Regions from separate parts of the Homo sapiens genome. Here region 2 is linked to region 1. Evidence: read pairs that join two places in POLR2A ChIA-PET (ENCODE). Cell type or tissue: OCI-LY7. All regions are shown on one strand. Links, peaks and the distances in the headings refer to the core of each region. The heading gives the core; the rest is flanking DNA. Region 1 overlaps PIP4K2A (phosphatidylinositol-5-phosphate 4-kinase type 2 alpha). Region 2 overlaps C10orf67 (chromosome 10 open reading frame 67).

What was found. ChIA-PET counts read pairs that join two places held together with the same protein. Peaks named below come from ENCODE experiments on the same cell type or tissue, not always from the same donor. Only the 100,000 strongest peaks of a DNase experiment are listed, where the experiment ranks them.
Region 2: POLR2A ChIA-PET joins it to region 1 with 22 read pairs; 3 of 35 experiments call an interaction of 5 or more read pairs at or near these places.

The regions. Positions count from the first base shown.
Region 1 is chr10:22,614,625-22,617,548 of GRCh38, forward strand. All of the region lies in intron 1 of PIP4K2A (phosphatidylinositol-5-phosphate 4-kinase type 2 alpha), which reads right to left. Among named protein-coding and RNA genes, the nearest start is that of PIP4K2A, 98 kb to the right of the region's middle. RefSeq lists enhancers at 838-1,406, 1,146-1,215, 1,266-1,315, 1,346-1,585. In OCI-LY7, for the core only: no CTCF peak of the experiment used is centred there; a DNase peak (open chromatin) is centred at 1,287; H3K4me3 peaks cover 1,440 bases; H3K27ac peaks cover 2,149 bases.
Region 2 is chr10:23,339,456-23,342,379 of GRCh38, forward strand. All of the region lies in intron 1 of C10orf67 (chromosome 10 open reading frame 67), which reads right to left. Among named protein-coding and RNA genes, the nearest start is that of C10orf67-AS1, 3.0 kb to the right of the region's middle. In OCI-LY7, for the core only: no CTCF peak of the experiment used is centred there; no DNase peak of the experiment used is centred there.

The DNA.
Region 1 (2,924 bases), core at 250-2,749:
TATTTTTTCAATAGTGTACCCATGAGCCTCTATATTATTTTTTCTACAACACATTTTATTGTGTTGTATATGAGGCTTAGCGATCATTCGTCAGTTTTACTGAAATGGATTACTTGCAGAGCTGCTTAATAACTGAAAAGACATTTAACTTCCTGAAAAACTCTCTCCTTTAGCCTGTTACTTTGCTCTTACCCAAACTAAAATATATTGCTTGTCTCTAGTTCAAATTTTGGTGCAAATGCAGGTAATGGCAATGAGCTCCCAGATTGAAGAAGGCTGAGTTAATCCTATTTGTTAACTTCAATATTTTATATAGCGCTCTGGGCTGTGAACTTTCAGATTTCAAAATAAAGATTCTTGGGTTTCAAAGTCTCCAGTTTTAGAAAACTTTAAATTATTAGTTTGGCATCCTACCTAGACCAACCATTCTATATGATCTACCCTAAAATTGATAACTAACAGTGGTTTATCATCATTATTTTACACTTATTATCAGGATTTTTTTTTTAAAAGATAGGGTTGCTCAGGCTGGAGTGCAGGGGCATGATCATGGCCAACTGCAGTCTTGAACTCCCAGGCTCAAGCAGTCCTCCTGCCTCAGTCTTCTGAGAGCTGGGACTACAGGCGCACACCACCATGCATGGCTAATTTTAAAAATTTTTTTGTGGTGACAAGGTCTTGCTATGTTGCCTGGGCTCAACAGATCCTCTTGCCTCAGCCTCTCAAAGTGTTGGAATCACAGGCATGAACCATCCCACCTGTCCTTTCATCAGTATTTTTTATACAAAGAATTGACACTTTTCTAAGATACTTATATTGGGAACACGCACACATATAGTTCTATCTATATGTTACATAATGTTCATAAAGGAAACAGAAAGATTTGTGTTAACCATTACTGTTTTGAAGGAAAGAATCATACACCCTTTATAGGAATAAGCATATATTGTGAAATCCAAACAGTTTTTAATTCATGAAGATGAAAGTGGTTTTTGAGTTTATTAAAATTTTCTTAGGTTAGCTGAACAAAGTGAAAGCACCAGTTATACTATCACATACAGGCCACCTTTAAGGTTCCTTCAGGTTGCAAATATTCAATAAAATTCTCACAGCAAAAGAGCAATATCACTTTACACTTAATGGTTGTCAAATACTTAATGGTTGTCAATCCCCTTTGGCAAACACAGTATAGTTCTCTCTGTACTGCTGGTCACACTCACAGGCCTGTAAAACAAGTGTATTAGAAATTCCCCGCCCCACACAGAGTGGCTGGAGCCTGGGGCCCCAGGGCATCCTGGGAGCGACTTCTTGTTCCTGTTTATGCCGGACTTCTTGTTCCTGTTTATGCCGTGCCAGTCACCCCCAAATTGCAGGTGTGGGTCTGCACTGCCTTGCTGCCCGGCCATTGGGCATCAAAGCTGCCCATGCTGGGGCTCCAAAGATGACATAAAATAAAGCAGCTTTGTTGTCTGCATCAATAGAAACAGGGTCAAACGGGGCGGAGAGGGCTAGTGCAGAGCGCCAAAATGTCCCTGATTATGGTATGACTCAAGAGTGGGGGCAGGGGAGAGAGCAGAGGGGGAGCTGACATGTGGCAGGGAGAGGGAGGAAGCCGGGGAGAGCTCCTCAGGCTTGGCTCAGCTTTACCCTAACTCACTGCCACACTTGGCACTAACCTTACGGCTCATGCTAGGTGCACATGTGCCAAGACCCACGTGAGGCACTCCACACACAGTATCTTATCTGATCTTTACAACCCAAGGGGGTAGAGGTGCTATTATCATGCCCATTACACAGATAAGGAAATTGAGGCTTAGTGAGATTAGAAAAGGCCCAAGCTATTAAACAGTAGAGCTGTACCTGGAACTCAGTCCAATCTTAAATCTTCTGCCAACATAACTCACATGAGTTACCTGGAATATAAAATTCAGGGAGCTGGACTGGCTGAGCCCAAGATACTTTCAAATTCCTAACAGCCAGTGAGATAAGATTCCTAGCAACTTCATAAGATATCTGCCTGAAATTTAAGTCTTCATTGTGTTCAAAAAAACTTCTAAAAGATTCCTTATTTAAAAAAAAAAAGTAATTAAGTACATGTTTAGGGCAGATGATAAAATACACACTTAACTGAATATGTACCATGGGCTACTACAATTACACCAGCTGTGGTATAATAGCACAATGTAAATCTGGAAAGAACTGTGTGACTGAAAAGTTGTCATCTAACATTTCTTGTCATTTTAAAAAAGGGAAAATAAATACTCCTCAAAGCTCCATTAAATCTTAATGAATCATACACAATATCCTTGAAGGATGTAAAATCTACTTCTAAGCCAATTATTTATTAAAGCCAATTGTCTCAGTTTCCTTCATGAAAAATATAATTAACACAAAACACAGTAACATTTATGTGGGCCTTTCCTTTTAAATTACTATATAGCCCAACTCAGAAAAGGTACCTTGATTCCTCTCCTGAGCAAGGCATTGACATTTACATCACATGCAAGTTCCCTCCAACACTGCAAAACACACAGGTTTGTTTTTTCGTGTGAGACTGGCTGACTGCAATGAGTATCACTCCTGCAGATGTAAGACTAAATTCACACTGGCAGGAAAAGAGAGGTTGCAATTAAGCTGCAAAAATGGGAATACTAAATAGCTACTGGACAAGGAATAAATAAGTGAGACCCAGCTGGTAACGGTTCTGAAATTACGGCATACAGGGGTGTCCCCACAAAGCCATCTCACAGTGTGACATTTAAAAAATAAACCTCACTAATTTATATCATTTTTAAGTCAAGCAAAGAATATGCTCATAAATCCTGAGAGGCATTATTAATGGCACTTAATTAATTCAGATATATTCACCCTAAACACTATGTTCTCAGACTAATACATAATTAGTAATTGGTTTTCATTCAGCC
Region 2 (2,924 bases), core at 298-2,797, 720 kb after region 1:
AACGAACATTTGGATCTCGCAGCTAGGTAAGGAACTTTGACCTGTCTGTACCTTTCAGCAAGTTTCGCAGCCACTGGGCAAGCCATCCCTGCAGACCAGCAGTTGTCACACCCTCTGGCAAGTTTCTCTCCCACCATGTCTTCTCCAAAGAGGTATCATTCCTAATCTCAGCCTTTGAGGGCGGGTCTTCTAACTCCTTAGTTTCTGCCCTGTTTCCTCTTCCTCAGACCTGGAGGTCATAGCTGCTTTTTGTGTTTGCTATCAGTGTATTGTCTAGAGTCTTCTTTTACCACCTTACTGCCTTTCACTAGTTAAAAATCCTTCTTACTATTTAACAGAGAACAGGAAATAGTCCCTGTTGAAATTAGCAGTGAGGTTTCTGCCTCCTGTCTGGACCCTGAGTGCTACATCAATATAGTAAATATAAACAGCCATGGGAACTAATTCTGTTTCTGTATAGTCTACACTGCTGCACATTTAACAGATCCCAGTGATTCACTTTTCCAGTCTAGAAATGCAATCCTTTACCCTACCCAGTGCTAAGCGGCTCCTTTTTACTATTCAGCCACATTTTTCATTAAGCATGAACATGTATGTTCTTCTGTTCCTTCCCATTTTAAGCAAAAGACCTATCATGGGTGGTTTATGGAGTGTGAATAGTTTTTACCAATTTTTTTTCAGGATATGATTTAGAAACTTGAAATTATGTTTTCAGGTATTCCTTCTGGTACCATAATATTACAATAATACAATATGATATTTTAAAATCAGGTTCAGGCTGGGTGTGGTGGCTCACACCAGCATTTTGGGAGGCTAAGGTGGGCAGACTGCTTGAGCTTAGGAGTTTGAGACCAGCCTGGGCAACGTGGTGAAGCCCTGTCTCTACAAAAATACAAAAAAAAAAAAAAAAAAAAATTAGCTGGGCCTGGTGGCACACACCGGCGGCTCCACCTAGTCAGGAGGCTGAAGTGAGAGGATCCCTTGAGCTCAGAGGTCAGAGGCTGCAGTGAGCTGTGACCATACCACTGCACTCCAGCCTGGGTGACAGAGGGGCAGCCGGAAATGGCAGATTCTTCTTCTAACTCCCTGATGAGGATAAGCCCATGACTCTCCGATTTCACCAGTCCTAACTCTTTATGTGACTGACTCAAAAAGTTCCAGCTCATTCAGAATCTAACTGAATGAGGAAGATTTATTCTTCAGTGTCCCTTCAAATTCCAAATGTCTCTAATTTTAGCTAACAACCCTGCTACCTAGAATGGAAACCCACATCACAACAAATTAGCTAAGTGGTTCCTACACAGTCTTTATTTATAGTCTCAGCAATTCTATTTCTGAATAATAAGTTGGTGGTTATGCATAAAACAGAATTTGGGGAAGATAATTATGTTTTTTAAAATAAATTACATACAAAATTAACGTCCTAATTTATTTTGGAAAACAGACCTATGAATATGTATTAATAAAATGCAATGACTCTTCTCACTGAATCCTAGAATTGTCCATCCTACAAATGCTTATTAATAAATCAGTCAATGAAGACAACATTAGGTGTGTTAAACTTTCACTGTGGCATATTTCTCAGGGCTAAATAAGAATATTGCTTCCTTTTACTCCTCTTCAAAGAACACAGAACTTTGATGTGCCCCATGGCTCATAAACTTCTCTAACTACACTCACTTCCTGGCTGATGTCACCAAGGCTCTCAGCTTAAGACACCATCTTTGTGCTAATTATTTCCAAACTGATACAGCCGAGCTGAACCTCTCTTCTTAACTTCAGACTCATCTAATCAACTACCTACTTAACAGCCTAAATGGATGTCTAATAGTCACTGCTGACATATAATGACCAGAAGTAAGCTTATGATATTCCCTTCAGACCTGTTCATCTCATTATCCTCCCCATCCGGGTTACTGGCAATTCCATTCTACCTGTTCATCACAGTCTCTCCGGACCTCCAACCACTGCTACCCCATGGTCATCTTCCATGAGGAATATTGTAATAGTCTCCTGTTTCCTTGTTTCTGCCCTCGTCCTCACTATAGTCTATTATCTAAACAGCCGTCAGAGTAATCCCATTGAAGGATAAATCAAATCATGTCACTCCTCTTTTCCAATCCCCTCATGGCTTCCCATCTCAAAGTAAAAGCTGAAGTCCTTAAGGTAGTCTAAAGTCCCTCGCCACAGGCACCGTCCCCCTTCCCTCTGACTTCACCTCCACTATTCTCCCTCTCTGCTCCAGCCACACTGGCCTCCTTGCTGCTCCTAGGACATCCAGGCACCATCTTTCTACCCAGTGTTCTCTCTGCCTGGAACACTTGCTAGCCTGATAGATCCTTAGGGCTCCCCCCTCAAGCCTGCAAGTCTTCACCCCAGTGTCATTTTCTCAGTGAAGCCTTCCCTGATCACCATTTCTAAAATCTGCAGTCCAGGCCGGGTATGGTGGCTCATGCCTGTAATCCCAGTACTTTGGGAGGCCGAGGCTGGAGGACTGCTTGAGCCCAGGAGTTTGAGACCAGCCTGGGCAACACAGCAAGACCCTGTATTAAAAATAAATTAGCCAGGCAGGCTGGGGTGTGCTTGTCGTCTCAGCTACTCAGGAGGCTGAGGTGGAGGGATCGCTTGACTCCAGGAGTTCAAGGCTGCACTGAGCCATGATTGTGCCACTACACTCCAGCCTGGGTGACAGAGTGAGACCCTGACTCTAAAAAACAAAACAAAACAAAACAAAAATTAAATCACAGCTCCCTCCCCACTTGCCACACACACACACACACACACACTCTCACACACTTACTCACTTTCCTCTTCTCCCTCCCCATGTTCGGTTTCTTCCTTATCACTAACCACTATCTAACTTATTACATAGTTTACTTGTTTATCTAGTTCATCATCAATTCCTGACTAGGATGCAAACTCCA